Linked DNA regions of Homo sapiens: region 2 is linked to region 1. Evidence: read pairs that join two places in POLR2A ChIA-PET (ENCODE). Cell type or tissue: endothelial cell of umbilical vein. All regions are shown on one strand. Each heading gives the region's core, and the rest is flanking DNA. Links, peaks and the distances in the headings are about the cores only.

Region 1 (2,500 bases), core at 1-2,500:
GTTTTCCACTAGTCCACGCTGCACCTACATAGATCTTCAGCACTGAGTGCTATGAGGATGGGGATATTTGAGAGGGTTCTCCTTCCTCTCCTCTTCCCTCTCCCCTGCCTGCTGACCTTCCCTTCTTCTATCCTTTCCTGAGTTGCCCATTCCTCCTCTTGCACCTCCCACTCCACTTCTCCTTCTCTCCACCAATTGGTGTCCTTGGGACTGAATTTCAGGTGATTCTAGGCTAGGAGGCCTGGGCTGTTAAGTTACAGAACCCCTCCTTTCCAGGTGCAGACAAAGTCTCCCCTTGAAGCTTGGGTCAGAGGTAAGGTCATTTTCTTCAAATACTCAACCCACACATTTCACCATTTTGAAATTCATCCAGGCTTGCAAAATGTCAGAATGCAAATTCTCCTGAAAGGGGAGTTTATTTGTTCTTCACAATTCAATGTGAATTACTTTAATCAGATAATCAGCCAATTTCCCTCCTAACAGCTGGTTGAGATCAGGCTGCACTATATTCTTTTTATTAAAAAAAGATCTTACTAAGACTATATCAGAAGTCTTCAAGCTTTATCACGTGTAAAATTCACTTAGGAAATTCACTGAAATGCAGATTCCTAGGTTCTATTCCCAGATATTCCAACTTGGTAGGTCCGGATGATTCTGGTGCAGGTGGCTGGTGAACCACACTGGGAAATACCGAGGTAGAGGATTGGACAGAACTTGGGGACAGGGGAGCGGTCAGAGGGCCTATCTCAGGAGGACATGCTTGGCAAGCTGCCAAAACAAAGGCCTTTGAACTAAACAGAGAACGAAGTGGAAGGAAAGAGGAAGGGGGAAGAGAGCCCAGAATAGAAGGGAATGGAAGCAGATGCCTTCTCCGTGATGTTGTTAGTACTTGAACCCACCCTACAACCCCAGGCTTCTGGCGTGTACCGAAGACTTGGGCACTTATCACGCATCAGGCACGGTATAGGTATTAATGAGCTTTCCAGCTCATTGAATTCTTACCACTTCTTATTATCTCTGTTTGGGGATTACAGAGGCTGTAAAAGTTTTACGAGGCAGGGCTAGACCCAGAAGCCTTGTCTGTGTGATTCCATATCCACACGCCCCAACCACGTGTTGCACTGCTGAATCTGCACCATCATCAGGTTATGCGGGCTCAAAGGGAAGTGTGCTCAGGAGTGAATTTCAATGGCTCAGAGGCCCACGCTTTCCTCTGGGATGGGCTGCTTTGGTGCCCCCTGGTGGCTGCTAACCTGGTGTGCGGCGTCCAGGCAAGAACAAGCAATGAACTGAGTCCTAGCTCCCCAGCAGGGAAATATGGAAGATTCTTAAAATATCACACTTCCCACCTGATCAGACACGCAAACTCTTTTCTCCCATTATCTGAGCAATTTCAGGAAACTCCCGTTAGTGCTACGTCCCTCAGCTTCTGCCTCAGTGACACGTTACACACTAATTTATAAATTACAAGCCACTGCCTTGTAACCTGATCACAGCTGCACACACCTCACCTTCCCTCCAACCATATAGGCTCAGAGAACCCGCTTCATTTTCATTAAATAGTAAGGAAAAGCTCCCCGGGCTTCTGTATTCTACTAGGCCTGCTTTTATTTTTAACAGCCTGTCTGCCAATGCACTAGTGGGCTAAAAATAGACTTACTTATAATACAATTCATCATGCACTCAGCTGCCAGGAGGAAGCTTAATTTAAGCTTCATCCAAGATGAAATACCTTTAAGAAACATATTATTTCATGTAACTATTAATATCAGTTTTTAAGAGTCCTCCAATATGAACTCTTTGATACATACTTTGGAAATGAGGGAACGTTAGAATGTTATGAAAAGAGATCTCGGCAAAACTATCTTGCCATAGTCTTGGCCAAGGTTAGAAAATGCTTTGGGAGCTCTTTTCCTTAACTCCAAACTCTTTTAGTTTCTCTTTGCTTTTTCTCTTAATTCTAGCTCTTTGTTTCAACTTGATCTGAATAAATTGGATCATCATAGAGTTGCCAGATTTAGCAAATAAAAATACAGAATGCCTAGTTAAATTTCCGATAAACATTGACAGTTTTTTAGTATAAGTAAGTCTCAAACATTGCGTGGTTTGCTCAGGACTTTTCTGGTTTTAGCACTGAAAGTTCTACATGCGGGAATGCCTTCAGTCCCAGGCAAATGAGGCAGCCAGTCGCCTTAACTACAATATAAATCATACCCTTCCCCCATCTTCAGGATTTATTTCCCACTAGGAAGTCTTGTGGGAGAGAAACTTTTAAAAATAACAGCTTTATTGAGACATAATTCACATATCATAAAACACCTCTTAAAAGTATACAATTCGGTGATTTTAGTATACCTATAGAGTTGTACAACTATCACCACTATCTAATTTTAGAATATTTTCATCACCATGAAAACCCCATACCTACTGTCAGTCACTCACCATTCTCCACTCCCCTCAGGCCCTGGATACCACTAAGATACTTTCTGTCTCTATGGAT
Region 2 (16,573 bases), core at 5,477-7,976, 170 kb before region 1:
TAAAACACACAGAATCTATATGGACCTCAAATGGAACTGAAGTATGCATTTCAGTGTTCAAAAATATATGCATGTGTTGAGTGTGACCAGATATTAATATAATAAAGCCTTGGAAATGTCAGTAAACTTAAGTAATAGGAAGTTTCAAAATAAACCAGGATTTATACCTGAAAAAAAACATAAACAGCTATCTGTAAGATGAGCAATTCTGGTCTTAGATGATGGAGACTGATCAACTACTGATACAATTTGCCCACTGTTGTTGACTTACAAGCTCCCTGGCCTAGCATTTTACATACATCACTTTCCCAACTTCTTTACTCTTACCAATCCTCCTGAGCTCTACTTGGTTAATTCCTATTGATCAACAAGGTTGTGAACCTACATCTGAGGTCAGTTCACACTAAAATTAATCTCTCCCTTGCAAATACTCAATAACATGATTTGTTTCTGTGCCTTTATTTTACAAAACTATAACATCACTTGAAAAATTTTTCATGACAATCTTTATCCTACCTCCTATTAAAACTTTACATTAGAACTTAGTACTATTTGCACTATTATTTAGTTTAAGGATATTTAGTGGTTATATTCTGATTAGTCATGAGACTAGCAGCATAAAAAACATTTTTTACAGTCAACTGCTTCTTAATATACTGTCATCCCTTCACGAAGTCTCAATTTAGCTCTCAGTGGCTGCTGTTGTAAGCGCTGTGTGCCAGAATCAGCAAAAAGAGGAGATACAAACTGAGGTTATCTAATGGTTCTAAAGGAGATTGTGAAGAGTCTCCATTATGTTCTGAATATAGTCATGCTTTGCTTAACATTGGAGATACATTCTGAGAAATACATCATTAGGTGATTTCACCGTTGTGTGAACATGATAGAGTGTACTTTACACAAACCTAGATGGTATAGCCTACTATACACCTAGGCTAAATGGCATAACTATTGCTCCTAGGCTACAAATCTATACAGCATGTTATGCGCTGAATATCGTAGGTAACACAATGCACTGAATATTGTAGGTAACACAATGCTAAGTATTCTGTATCTAAACACATCTAAACATAGAAAATAAGGGCTGGGTGTGGTGGCTCATGCCTATGATCTCAACACTTTGGGAGTCTGAGACAGGAGGGTCACTTGAAGCCTGGAGTTCAGGAGTAGCTTGGGTAAGATAGCAAGACTTTCTCTACAGACATTAAAAATAAAAAAAAAAAACTAGCCAAGCGTGTTGGCACACGTCTGTAGTCCTAGCTACTTGGGAGGTTGAGGTGGGAGAGCTGTTTGGGCCTAGAAGTTTGAGGTTACAGTGAGCTATGATCATGTCACTGCACTCTAGCCTGGGCAACAGAATGAGACTCTGTCTCTAAAAAGAGAAAAAAACATGTACAGTAAAAAAACAATAAAAAAGATAAAAAATGGTACACGTGTAGACGGCACCTCCAATATAATCTTATGGGACCACCATTGTATTATGTGGTCTGGTGTTGACTGAAACGTTGTTATGTGTGCATGACTGTACTTTGAAAACCAATATTCACCTGTAATCCCAGCACTTTGGGAGGCAGAGGCGGGTGGATCACAAGGTCAGGAGTTCAAGACCAGCCTGGCCAAGATGGTGAAAACCCATCTCTACTAAAAATACAATAAGTAGGCAGGGGTGATGGCAGGCACCTGTAATCCCAGCTACTTGGGGGCTGAGGCAGGAGAATCACTTGAACCCAGGTGGCAGAGGTTGCAGTGAGCCGAGACTGCGCTACTGCACTCCAGCCTGGGCGACAGAGTTAAGACTCTGTCTCCAAAAAAAAAAAAAAAAAAAAAAAAAAAAAAAAACAACAACAAGAAAATCAATATTCAGCTAATGTCTATGCTGTTACATTAAGAATTATTCATTATTTTAAAAGAAATGTTTCTTAATTTCAAAATTAATACATGCTGATTGTAGAAAATCTAAATATAGCAGTAATAAGAAAATGTAAGACTATGTCTCCACCCAACTCCCAAACATTCTCATGTTAATATTGCCATGTATCTTTCTCTAAACTTTTCTATGCATCATTATATCTACACAATTTTTGCTTTTTAAAATCCGAAAATATATGTATTCATGATTTACTTTTTCCATCTTTAAATGTCAACATATATACTTTATTCTTGGTAATAATTGCTTATTTCATTATATGAATATAAATTTATTTAACAATTTCCCCTACGGGTAAATATTGACATTATTTCTATTTGTCACTATTAAAAGTACTACTGCAAATGTACATCCATTTATCTTTTCTGCATAAATGGTAGTATTTCTATAACATGAGTTCCTGTAGCTACTATTGCTGAACAAAAGGGTAAATGTACATAAAACTGATACTACCAAACTGCCTTTGATTACAACAGTGACACTTTTTAAATTCTTTAAAAATTACACAGAAGGAAGAAGTGAAGTTTTAGCAACGATTTACAGTACTATTATTAAAGCAACATGCAGGAACTGTGGCCAGAGCACAAAGATTCACTCTTAAAAATTTAGATCAAACTCTGCAAAACATGTTACTAAAAGGTGTGGGCAAAACTTGGATATTTTGGAGTAGCAGCCATAACTTTTGCAGTCTGAGGTCCAACAGCAAAACTAGCATGAATTTCTTTTTCCTTCTTCCCAAATGTAAGGACAGAAGTGTTACATTTCTAAGTGTTATACTTCATAATTATTTACAGAAGTGTTTATATAATTATGTATCAAAACATAATCCATGATGCAGTGTTCATTCTATAGAAAAATGAGATTTCACATACATAATTTTGATATCTTACTCTTCAGTTAGAGAGTGAAGAGCTTATATAGTGGTTTATACTCATTCATATACTGCTTTGTATGTTCTTTTTTTCTTTTAGCCTGTCAGCAGGAAGTATGTATATGTTCTAAAATCACTGAATCCAAAAAAGATTTTCTCTTTATCCATGGGAAATTTCCCAAAAGATATTCATTGCATACTCCAAGAATTCAAAATGTTCAAAATTTTCAAAATGGTCAAAAATAAACTGCAATTACTTTTGCACCAACCTAGTAGCAGGTAATGAAATTATTCCCAATATATAAGCAATAAGGTATGGTCAAAACCACCATAATTTGTAGATGAAGTCACCTTTTCAAAACTCTGAATTCTGTTTCCAACAAGTAGAACAACTGAAATGCATAAAAGGGGATTCTAACATGCAACTCAGCTCTAAAACTAAAATGTAAGTATATTCTCTTGTTAATACATAAGCCAATACTTAGGTGCTGACTGCTTCTTTTAGAAATTCCCCAACAGCTAAAAAATGCAGAAGGAATAAATAAATTAGAAAAATAACTAAACTGCAACCCTTAAGAGGTTATATATCTGGGCAACAAATAACCATGGATGCTAAGAGTCTTAGGTAGAAGGTTGATAGGTAGATAAGATGACAACACCTGAATCTGTTGATCATTAATATCATCATTAGGAGTTAGACAACCAAGCTTTATTTGCCTCTCCTAATGCTATGTGATAAGAAGCACACAGTCCCACCTATAAAATATCATACTGAAAAGAAAAATAGAAAAAGAGAAAAGGAAAAGAACAGAACTCGAAGCTAATTATATCTCTAAATCCAAATACCAGTTTATCAGAAATATGGGGGAAGTAGAATATTACATGACACCAGAAGGAGGCAATCAGCCAACTCCAGAATGTTAAAACTTCTATAGGCTGAATTTTCCAGTTTCTTCACCAGGTCTACAGCACAAAGGAAAACAAATTTTAAAAGAGGGGGTTGTTATAGATGAAGAGAGATTCAAGAGACATTTCAAGCAAACGCAATGTGTGAATTTCGATCGGATCCCAATTTGAACACATCACAAAAAGATTTTTGAGACGAGTGAGAAAATTTGAAGATGAACTGGATACTTTATGTTAATTTTGTTATATAATAGTACTGTAGCAGAACAAAAAAGTCCTCAACTGTTAGTGATAGATACTGAATAATACATGGGTGAAATAATACATGAGAGAAATGGGAATTTGTTTTAAAATACTTAAGAGGCTGGGCGCAGTGGCTCACGCTTACGATCACAGCACTTTTGGGGGCCAAAAGGGAGGATCACTTGAGGCCAGAAGTTCATGACCAGTCGGGGCAACACAGCAAGATCCCACCTCTATCAAAAAATGAAAAAATTAGCTGGGCATGGTGGCTCACACCTATAGTCCTAGGCTTCAGCTACTCAGGAGGCTGAAGCAAAAGGATCACCTGAGACAGGCAAGTTGAAGATGCAGTGAGCTATGATCATGTCACTGTACTCCAGCCTGGGTTGACAGAGTGAGACTCTGTATCAAAACAAAAACAAACAAAAAAAACAACTCAAAGACAGATGAAACAAGATTGGCAAAACTTTGAATACTGTTGAAGCTAAGTAACGGCCAACTGGGATTACTATTCTGTTTTACATACTGTCATGTATATATCTGCATTTCCATACTAAAAAGTGGAAATAAAAAAGTTCTCCAAGCATTTTTATCTTACATTTAGAATCTCTATACACTGGGTGCCAGCAAGAATAGTAGTCTATCGCTTTTCCTCCCACTCACAAAGATGTCCTGGGCATTTCTAAACCCCTATTTGTAGAATAACTCTTAACCCTTACTCCTTAATTTCAACACATTTTTCAAGGTTTATTTCAAGTATTCTTAAGAGTCCTTTCTTGACTGCTTCAACTCCATAATTTTAGGATTCATGAAGCACTTATTTACTGTATTGTTATTACTTTTCACACAATTATTTTTGTGCTCTGCTAACAATCTTCTGTCATGCATCTATTATTTTTTCTTCCAAACTCTTTTATAACGAGGCATTTTCTCCAGTAGAAAGAATGCCATATTGACCTCTCTTGAACTTGAGGTTTTTTATATGTAAAGTGGGAATAAGGATATTTGTTTTACCTTCTTCCCAGCAATATGAAGTTCAAATGTTATAAAGGATGTGAAAATGCATTTTCTCAACTATAATGCCTTACACAGATACATTACACTACTTACTTGTTCAGAATTTGTTCTCAAGTACAACTACAAATACTCTGTCTGAAGCTCCTTAAAAATTGTTTTATAACTTTAGTTCACAATAATTCAAACTTCCAATAGAGTGGTTCTATGTACAAGCCCAATGACACCTGTTTTAAATAAATCACTAATTTTGCTAGAGGAGACAGAACCTATCACCCTAGTAAAAGAAATTTACTACAAATAACATATAGGAAAAACCCAGTAATGCTGGAGGAAGACAATACCCCATGCATATGCAAAAAGACAAGAAAACATGGCAGGTGGAATCTTCAAGTAGCATGTAAAGGTCAGACTTCAGGAATAGTGTTTATTCATGTAAGCAGTCTCTCAAAAGCAAGTAATGTCTAAACCCTTGTAATAGATAGAGCCAGATTTTCCTTTGGAGGTTTGGATTTAGAAAAACTTCACAATAAACTGTACCTCTCTGTGTGTTTATAACATAAACATCTGACACAAATTCAAGTACTTGCACTGAAATCTCATGGCAACATTTGGTATAAAATGGTAGTCATCCGGAATGATTCTAAATATACTTAATTTTTTTTCCTAGCTCCAAATTAAATAGCAAATTTTTAAAACATCAAAAAGCTCAGAGACCCCTGGAGACTACATCCATTTAAACCACTTTGATAGCACTGATTAAACAAATATTGAGGGCTTAATGTTCACTAGCAACCATCAGAGATACAAAGATAAGACACTGTCTCTGCCTTCAAGGAACTTACAATAATATAGTTTTCTTTCAATCAATAAACATTTGAGCACACAGTAAGCACCAGGCAGTGAGATACTGTACCAAATGCTGGAAATAAAAAAAAAAAAAAGTGATCCTTCTTCTTAAGAAACTAACAGGCAAACAAACAAGTGTAACAATAATTACAGTAGTGCCATCAGAGGTATGCACAGGAGCCTTCATAATAGTAGTCACATTTAAGCAAGTTTTAAAGAATGGCAATTTAACAAGTCCATGAAATAGAGAAGGCAAAGAGATGGAGAAAGTATTCCAGACAGAAAGCACACATGCAGTCAGAGATAACAACAACATGACACATTTAAGCACGTTTCTCTAAGCATGATCTACAGACAACCAGCAGCACAATTACCTGTAGTGCAAGATGTTACTTTTCACAGCTCTACTTAAATGTAATGAACCAGAATGTTTAAAGATTGAGCTTAGAAATCTACATTTTAATAAACACCTTCAATTTTATGTTCACTGAAGTTTACGAAGAACAGACTGAAAAAGAATTACTAAAATTCAGAACAGTTAAAGGAGTGGAGGATGTGCCAGAGATGAGAATAGACAAGGACTAGTTCAAGAAGAACCCTGCGTATCCAGCTAAGAAATGAATATGATCTCTTATCCTGAAAAACTATACAGAGGGCCAGGCACAACAGCTCACGCCTATAATCCCAGCACTTTGGGAGGCTGAGGTAGGAGGAATCACTTAAGCTCAAGAGTTTGAGTCCAGCCTGGGCAATATAGTGAGACCCCATCTCAAAAAAAAAAAAAAAAAAACCTAAAAAGAAAAACAAAAACCACACACACAGAGCCACTAATGGGTTGTCTCTCTCCCAAGCAAGTTAATGATGTAAGTGGAGTAGTAGTATGACAAAATAAAACTAAGAGCTTCAAATGTGAGGTTGGGTAATCTGTAAATAATTCTCCTAGATTCAGTAGGCTCAGGAGAAGCCCTGAAACTGATCAGAGAAGGTAAAAAGTACTACCTCTCCAAGACTCCTTCCATCATCCTCACTCACAAATAGGTAAATTTCCTCTGCTCAATCTAATTCTTCACTTTTCTGAAAAGCACTTGGCACTATGTCTAGTTTCAAAGTGATCCTCATGACTGCATGGCATCCAGAGTCCAAAGTGGTAACTTTTTTATTTAACAAAGAGATATTAAAATGTGCAACTTGCGGGCTGGGCGTGGTAGCTCACGCCTGTAATCCTAGCACTTTGGGAGGCCAAGGCAGGTGGATCACCTGAGGTCAGGAGTTCGAGATCAAGCCTGACCAACATGGTGAAACCCTGACTCTACTAAAAATACAAAATTAGCCAGGCATGGTGGCTCATGCCTATAATCCCAGCTACTCGGGAGGCTGAGGGAAGAGAATCGCTTGAACCCAGGAAGCAGAGGTTGCAGTGAGCTGACTGCACCATTGCACTCCAGCCTGGGCAACAAGAGCAAAACTCCATCTCAAATAGACAGACAGACAGATAGATAGATAGATAGATAGATAGATAGATAGATAGATAGATAGATAGATAGATAGACAGACAGACAGAGCAACTTGCTTTTACAACAAATAATTCCCCAATTTTTTCCTTTTTTTTTCCTTGAGTTCCTTCAACTACAGAGCCAAGTGTCTTAATGATTTGCCTTCATTTTTTATGAGGTACAGAACACAGGGTACATCAACCATCATTAGGTTCATCTGATACAATGACCTGTGAAAATAAAAGACTTTGATGAATCTATCAATTACACTATCAACAAAAGTAATTCTTAATTCTCTGCAGCCTTTCTTTAAAAAAAAAAAAAATTTCGCAGCCTTTTTTTTTGAGACAGAGTCTTGCTCTGTCACCCAGGCTGGAGTGCAGTGATGTATCTCAGCTCACTACAAGCTCCACCTCCCGGGTTCAAGTGATTCTCGTGTCTCAGCCTCGTAGTAGCCGGGATTACAGGCACGTGCCACCATGCCCGGTAAGTTTTTTTATTTTTAGTAGAGACCAGGTATTGCCATGTTGGCCAGGCTGGTCTCAAGCTCCCGACCCCAGGTGATCTGCCCACCTTGGCTCGCAAAGTGCTGAGATTACAGGCATGTGCCACCATGCCTCGCCTGTTTCTTTTTTTTGAAGAGAGAAGGCGTTACTCTGTCACCCAAGCTGGAGTGCAGTGGTGTGAGCATAGCTAACTATAGCATCAAACTCCCGGGGCTTGAGTGATCCTCCCATGTCAGCCTCCTGAGTAGATTACAGTCATGAGCCACTATGCCTGGCTAATTTTTAAAAAAATTTTTGTAGACAGCAGGGGTCTCACTATGTTGCCCAGGCTAGTTTCAAAAATCCTGGGCTCAAGAGATCCCCTCACCTTGATCTCTCAAAGTGATGGGATTACAGGCATGAGCCACTGTGTGCCCAGCAAGAATCAGCTTCAAGTGCCTATCTTTGATCTATAGCACATTACTATAAATTCTGAAAAGCAATCTTTATATAGACTTTAGAGTTGAGAGAATAAAATTATTATATATTTTAAGTCCGTAAATTCTTATAACTATATGATCTGCAAACTAGATCTTTAATCCTTCATCAATTAAACAGTATGCAAAAAATTTCATAGTAAAAATACTATCACTCAAAAAATACCAGTACTTGTTAAAATTCTTTATACTGAATAATTTTACATCCCTTCTCTTCCTACGTTATGTCTCAATTTATTATATCATGGTCAGTAAACAATCACTTAGATAACATAGATATTAATAATAAATTTCAATCTCCCTCTCATCACTATTTTAATTCTGCCAGTTTCCTAATGCCTTTAAAAAAATTTCCAGCTTCCCAAAACAGGTATTAACCAAAACCGCGACTTAAAAAAACTTAGCATTCAATATACTGAAATCATGCCAATTTTTAAAGACTATTTATATATGAGGGACTTTTCATTCAATTATACAGCACCGTCAGGTGCTGTATTTTTGTACATCTTTCTACAATGAAGAGGCTATAAAATACGTTTAGCTGTAGTTCTATCTCTTCTTAACAACTGAAGTATAGTTAGGATATGGGCATTCAATAATCCTTCTTAATATAATAAACTTCAGGGTTAACTATTAGATCTTCAAGCAATACAGGCTGGGTGCAGTGGCTCATGCCTGTAATCTCAGCACTTTGGGAAGCCAAGGTGGGCAGATCACCTGAGGTCGGGTGTTCGAGACCAGTCTGGCGAACATAGTGAAACCCCATCTCTACTAAAAATAAAAAAAATAAAAAAATAAAAAAAAAAATTAGCTGGGTGTGGTGGTGCATAGCTGTAATCCCATTTACTTGGGAGGCTGAGGCAGGAGAATCGCTTGAACCCAGGATGCAGAAGTTGCAGTGAGCCAAAACTGCGCCACTGCACTCTAGCCTGGGCGACAGAGTGAGACTCCTTCTCAGAAATAAAAATAAAAAATAAATAAAAATAAAAAATGACCTTCAAGCAATATGATTCATGACTCAATGCTTACTATATGCCAAACCCTGTGCTAGCCATTGTAGATACAATGATATTAGTGATAAAACAGACAAGATGTTTATAGTCATAAAGCTTATGTTTTAGTAAAAATATAAAGCACGGCAGCAATGAAATAAAACAAGTATTTCAGATACTATTTTAGATAATGGAAGAGGGGAGGCCTCACTAGTATGTGATATTTGAGTTTAGCTAAGATTATGCCAAGAACATAAGAATGATCCAGGCAGAGGAAATCACGAGTACAAAGTCCCTAAGGCAGAAACAAATGTAAAATATTCAAAAGAACAACAACAAAAAATCAATATGGAAGTAATAGTGAGATAAGAGAATAGTGAGACGAGATTAGGGAAGGAGGGCCTTATGGTCATAAAAAGTTAATATTTTAAGTAAAACAGAAAGTCACTGGAAGCTTTTTAAGTGGGAGAATTGTATGATCTGGTTTATGCTTCAGAAGAAGCATAGTAGCTTCTACAGAAAATAAATGATAGAAGGCAAAAGAGAAACATGGAGAGTATTCCACTCCAGTGTCTAGTCAAGAGATTACAAGGGCCTGGATGAGGACAACAGTAGAAATGGATAAAAGTGTACTGATTCAAAATATACTTTTGGCCAGGCGCGGCGGTTCATGCCTATAATCCCAGCACTTTGTGAAGTCAGGAGTTCGAGACCAGCCTGGCCAACACGATGAAATCCTGTTAAAAATATAAAAATTAGCTGGGCGTGGTGGCGCGCACCTGTAGTCCCATCTACTCTGGAGGCTGAGGCAGGAGAACTGCTTGAACCCAGGAGGCAGAGGTTGCAGTGAACCAATATTGTGCCACTGCACTCCAGCCTGGGTGACAGAGCAAGACTCCATTTCAAAACAAAACAAAACAAAAATATACTTTGAAGGAGGACCCAGTACAGACCAATAAATTAGACATAGGGGTTAAGGGGAAAGGACCAATCAAGACTGACAGCTTAGAGTTTTAAGCAACTGGATAGAGATGTAGCCATTTAAAGAAATAGATGATGCAGGGGCAGTGGCTCACACCTGTAATCCCAGTACTTTGGTAGGCCGAGGCGGGCGTATCACCTGAGGTCGGGAGTTTGAGACCAGCCTGACCAACATGGAGAAACCCCGCCTCTAGTAAACATACAAAATTAGCTGGGCATGATGGCGCATGCCTGTAATCCCAGCTACTTGGGAAGCTGAGGCAGGAGAATCGCTTGAACCTCGAAAGCGGAGGTTGCAGTGAGCCAAGATCGTGCCATTGCACTCCAGCCTGGGCAACAAGAGCGAAACTCCATCTAAAAAAGGAAGGAAGGAAGGAAAAAAGGAAGGAAGGAAGGAAGAAAGGGAGGAAGGAAGGGAGGGAGGAAGAGAGGAAAGGAGGAAAGGAAGAAAGAGAGAGAGAGAGAAAAAAGAAAGAAAGAAGAAGAAAGAAAGAAAGAAAAGGAAAGAAAGAAGGAAAGAAAGAAATAGATGAGGCCTGGTGCTGTGACTCATGCCTGTAAATCCAGCACTTTGGGAGGCCGAGGCAGGTGGACCACTTGAGGCCAGGAGTTTGAGACCAGCCTGGCCAACATGGTGAAATCCCATCTCGAATAAAAATAAAAAAATTAGCCAGGCTTGGTGGCCACCTGTAATCTCAGCTACTCAGGAGGCTGAGGCACAAGGCTCACTTGAATCCTGAAGGTGGAGATTGCAGTGAGCTGAGATCATGCCATTGCACTCCAGCCTGGGTGACAGAGCAAGAGTCTGTCGAAAGAAAGAAAGACAGAAAGACAGACAGACAGACAGAAAGAGAGAGAAAGAGAGAAAGAGAAAGAAAGAAAGAAAGAAAGAAAAAAGAAAGAAAGAAAGAAAAAAGAAAAGAGAAAAGAAAAGAAAAGGAAAAAAAATAGATGAGCCTAAAAAACAATAACCAAAAGTAGATAGTTGGGGGCAGAAGAACATCAAGAATTCCAAGTGAAGCTGTCAACTTGGGTATACAAGTCTGGAGCTTAGGAAGATTATGACTGGACATAAAAAATTGAGGGTAACCACACACAGAGATTATATTTAAAGTCAGGTAATAACCTAAAAACCAAGTTTTTTAAAAGGAGAGGGGACTGCAGTTGAGTCTTAGACATTTAAAGCACCTGGGCATAACAGAATAAGCCAGGAAAAAATGACCAATAGTGGTTAGTTAAGTGTGGTACCTAGAAATCCAAAGTTGAACCTTCCTAGTAGGAAGAAAGAGAAGGGATGATTATTTACATCAAATCTGAAAAAATGTATATAAATTATAGAAGACTACCAATTAGTTTGACAACACAGGAGGTTATAGTAGTGTTGTGCAACCTGATAATGAATACAAACAGCTTTCTCAAGGAGTTTTGCTCTTAAGAGGATTAGAGAAATGAAATAATAAAAAAGGGAAATAATTCTGTTATATTTACATGTGATAGGAATGATCTAATAGAGAAACTGAAGATGCAAGAGACATGGGATGACTGCAGGCAAGAGGGAAGAATGAAGATTCTGAAAAGGTGAGAAGGGGTAAGATCCAGAGGGCAAGTGGAGGAACAGGACTCCAATTTTTTTAAAAGTGACATTTTTCTTTTTTCTTTATCTTTTTTGAGACGGAGTTTTGCTCTTGTCGCCCAGGCTGGAGTGCAGTGGCATGATCTCAGCTCACTGCAACCTCTGCCTCCCGAGTTCAAGCAATTCTCCTGCGTGTGCCTCCGAGTAGCTGGGATTACAGGCGCCCGCCACTACAGCCAGCTAATTTTTTGTATTTTTAGTAGACATGGGGTTTTGCCAAGTTCGGCAGGCTGGTCTCGAATTCCTGATCTCAGGTGATCTGCCCACCTCAGCCTCCCAAAGTGCTGGGATTACAGGCGTGAGCCACCGCGCCTGGCCATTTTTCTGTTTTGTAAGAGAAAAAACAGAATTTGAATATAAATACAAAATTTTAGATTTGAAGTTGTGTCCCCAGGACCCAAAACAGTAGCTGGCATATAACAAGCCCTCAATAAATATTTACTAATTTAGAGCACTGAATTAGAACTTTATTTTTTTTTTTTTGAGACAAGGTCTCACTTTGTCACCCAGGCTAGAATGTAGTGGTGTGATCTCAGCTCACTGCAGCCTAGACCTCCCAGGCTCAAGCGATCATCCCGCCTCAGCTCAAGTAGCTGGGACTACGGGCACAAGCAACCACACTTGGCTAACTATGGTATTTTTTTTGTACAGATGGGGTTTCATCATGTTGCCAAGGCCAGTCTTGAATTCTTGGGCTCAAGCAACTGGCCAGCCTCAGCCTCCCAAAGTGCTAGGAATACAGGTGTGAGCCACCACGCCTGGCCAGCACTTATTTCACTTAAAATCTTAACTTCTTATGGCCCCTAGGCCCTACTCCTCTCATCTCTTCTTAATATTCTTCCCTTGGTCTATTACTCCCATGTTTGATATTTTTTCCCTGTTCTTTAGGACAATCTAAATTTGTTCCTGCCTTGGAGCTTGTGTACTTGCTGTTCCCTCTACCTAATTATATTTAAAGAAAGTCATACCATTGAAATAGTACTTGCTTAAGCCAATAAAATCAGAGAAAAAATAGTACTCTTCGTTGGAAACAGTATATTATCAAGATTCCTTTGCTCTAAATAAGTGGTAGGCAAACTAGAACCCTGGGTCAAATCCAGCCTGCTTCCTGATTCTGTAGACAAAGTGTTATCGGAACACTGTCATGTCCATTCATTTACACACACAGTCTGCTTTACAGCTGCAAGACCAGAGCTGAGTAGTTACAACAGAAACCATATCATTGCAAGTCTTAAATATTTATTCTTTAGCCCTTTACAGGAAAGTTCTGCTGATCCTTGCTCTAAATTTAATTCTAAATTCCAAAATAATTAGGCAAGTAAAAGAGGATTTTCAATAACACACACGTATTTTTTTAACAATCAGGAACCAAATTAAATTTAAAAATGAGAAAATGTATGGAGAAACTGAGCTAGCTATAAAATCTAGTATTAAATGTCACATGTTGACCCAGGTTTTTAAAACTCTATCCCCTTAAATAATCAAATTTTAAAGTCACAATAGGGTTTTTTTTAAAACTCAGTATTTAATCCTTCATTTGGCTGAATAAAATTATCATGAGATTTCCTGGTGTTAAAAAATGAGGATTTTGGCCAGGCACAGGGGCTCATGCCTATAATCTCAGCACGTTGGGAGGCCAAGGCAGACAGATCACTTGAGCCCAAGAGTTCAAGACTAGCCTGGACAACATGATGAAACCCTATCTGTACAAAAAAATACAAAATTAGCCAAGTGTGGTGGTGTGTACCTGTAGTTCCAGCTACTTGGGGTGCTGTGATAGGACGACTGCTTGGGCCTGGGAGGTGGAGGCTTCAGTGACCCATGATCACACTACTGTACTCCAGTCTGTGCGACCTTGAGGTCCTTTTTTGAGTCCCTATCCACCCCCCAAAAAAAAGGATTTCACACAATTGTCTACCATAGCTGCTGAAACAAACGGTATTTCCATTTCTTTTTCCTAAGAGCAGTTATTGTCTTGTGCTAGCTCTTAGAATCCTTGGGAATGTTTATGGTAGGAGAAGGGTTAAAAGTGTTCTAAGCCCTTCACTTCCATTTCAACCAGAGTTGTTTTCCTTTTATCTGTTTTATATATTTTGTTTTTGCAGAAGTATTTGAAAAGCACAGGTAGTCATAAATTCAGCCAATAGCTAACAGCACTGGTTTAGTGAGAAAAAGCAAGACATGGATCTAAAATAGACCAGGAATATCACCCTAGTTCTGATAACTTACAATCCGTGACTTCAGGGAAGTTAGTTAACCCTTCTGAAACTTTGTTTTCACATCTTTGAGAAGAAGTTAACATTGGACTCACAGTATAAAAATAATGCAGTAACACATGTAAAACATTTACCTGGCACAGCAGCGCTCAACAAATTGTAATTCACTCCTTCTTCTCTTACTATTAAGTTTAACAATACAGAATTACTGATACCAGACCAATTCTGACCTATAAAAATGGCATTCATATAGTTCAACTTAATCCTGCAAAAATCAGCTGTGCAGACAAGAGTTACCAGAGGGTAGAAAGGCCGCCTTACAAGGGTGGCCCTTGGCTGGCATTTGGGAATTTAGCTGGTAAACAGTTCCCTACATTGATAAGAAACTTTCCTCAAATGATAAGGGCAGCTTACTCTGCCTACACTGTTTATACAAACAATATGGTTTATGTTGTATACTTATTTTCTTTCTGGGAGTCTGGAATTTTGGTACATTCTAGGCAGATGCCTACGTGCCATCCCTCAAGAAAAACTTTGGGCACTCAGTCTCTAATGAGCTTCCTTGGTAGACAACATTTCACATGTGTTGTCACAATTCATTGCTGAAGAAATTAAGTGCATCCTATGTGCCTCAATGGGGAGAAGCCTCATAGAATTTTGCACCTGCTTTCCTCCAGGTTTCACCCCATGTACCTTTTCCCTTTGCTGATTTCGCTTTGGATTCTTTTGCTGTAATAAATCTTAGCCATAAGTACAACTACATTCTGGATCCTGTGAGTCCTTCCAGCAAATCTTTGAGCCTGTGGACGGTCTTGGGATCACATTTGACACATCAACTTTTAAAATACAACTATTTTAATGGCAATTTTGTTAAACTGTATTGTACATAGTCCTAACTTCTCAGAATATATTACATTTAAAATTAGATGGCAAGGTAAATTTTGATGTATTTACATGCTATCATAATGTGATACTCTCAAGGGTTAAATTCTATAAACCTACTTTCTCCTATACTAAATGTCCCAAATTGCCAGGGCACTGACTTCTTCTGAGTAGACACAAACTTTCAGGAATGCAATCTGGCAACATATATCAGTAGCCTTTAAAAAGATCTTGCATTCCATTTGACCTAGTAATTCTAGATCACATTTATTCTAAGTAAATCATTAAAGACATGTACAAAAATTATGCCAAAATGCTAATTTCAATGCAATATTTGGCTCAAACAACGTACATATTCAATGAGACTGATTAAAACTTAATTTTGGTATACCTCTAGACTGGAATACCATGAAACCATTCAAACAGGAGTTTGAAGAAAGAAAGGAAGAAAAAAAGAAAGCCTTTGCATACTATTAAAAGGAGTCTGAATTTAGACTTAAAGGCAACAAAGAAGCAGTGATGTAAAAACCTGGGAAAATTAAATGACTTATGTGTTTTTAGAAAAATTATGGCTTATGTGTATTGCTGTCTTTGAGTGAAAAATAGAATATATGAATAAGACGGCTTTTTTGGTGTGAATTTATTAGAGAGGACGAGGGAAAGAAGAGAGAATTAGTATAGTACTAATTTTATTAAGTTTGAACTACTCACAGAACATCTAAGTGGTCTAGTAATGCAGAGGGCTATGTGAGTAGAGCCCACGAGAGAATTAGGTAAGGATGATTTGGAAGTCATGAGCATGCAAAAACAGTGAAAGCTATAGAAGTAGATGACATCTCCAGGACAGTTTAAAAAGTAAGGAAGTACAGATCCCTAGAAAACACAAATATTTAAGAAAAAGAAGAAACATTTAAAAAGGAGATCATGCCATAAAAAGAAAACCAGATGGAAAAAAGAGATCGACGATTCCTCAAAATGTTAAATGTGGAATTATGTTATGACCTAGCAATTCCACTCCTAGCTATAAAACCAAAAGAATTTAAAACAGGGAGTCAAACAGATACCTGTATACCAATGTTCATAGCAGTACTATTTCCAATAGCCAAAAGGTAGGAACAACCCAAGTGTACGTCAAGAGATGAATGGATAAGCAAAATATAGTACATCTATACAATGGACTATTATTCAGCCATAAAAAGGAATGGAATTCTGGTATATGCTATAACATGGTTGAATCCTGAAAACATTATGCTAAGTAAAATAAGCCAGACATAAGAGAATAAGTATTTTATAATTCCACTTATATGAGGTATCTAGAATAGGCAAATAAAGATAGAAACTACAATAGAGGTTATGAGGTACTAGGAGAAGGGGAAAGAAGGAGTTATTTAGTGAATGCGGAGTTTCTATTTGGGATGATAAAGTTTGAAAACAGTAGTGATGGCTGCACAACACTGTGAATGTACTTACTGCCACCGAATTGTTCACTTAAAAATGGTTAACACGATAAATGTTGTATCTATTTTACCACAACTTAAAAATATATATTTTCACTAAAGCCAAAGGTAAAGAGAGTCAATAGTA

Evidence for each region. Peaks named below come from ENCODE experiments on the same cell type or tissue, not always from the same donor. Only the 100,000 strongest peaks of a DNase experiment are listed, where the experiment ranks them.
Region 2: POLR2A ChIA-PET joins it to region 1 with 5 read pairs; 3 of 35 experiments call an interaction of 5 or more read pairs at or near these places.

The regions. Positions count from the first base shown.
Region 1 is chr7:104,882,589-104,885,088 of GRCh38, reverse strand. The region is part of intron 2 of LHFPL3 (LHFPL tetraspan subfamily member 3); the gene reads right to left. Among named protein-coding and RNA genes, the nearest start is that of LHFPL3-AS2, 43 kb to the left of the region's middle. In endothelial cell of umbilical vein, for the core only: a CTCF peak has its summit at 1,240 (motif pointing left); a DNase peak (open chromatin) is centred at 1,198; H3K27ac peaks cover 275 bases.
Region 2 is chr7:105,045,245-105,061,817 of GRCh38, reverse strand. The region is part of intron 3 of KMT2E (lysine methyltransferase 2E (inactive)); the gene reads right to left. Among named protein-coding and RNA genes, the nearest start is that of KMT2E, 39 kb to the right of the region's middle. In endothelial cell of umbilical vein, for the core only: no CTCF peak of the experiment used is centred there; no DNase peak of the experiment used is centred there.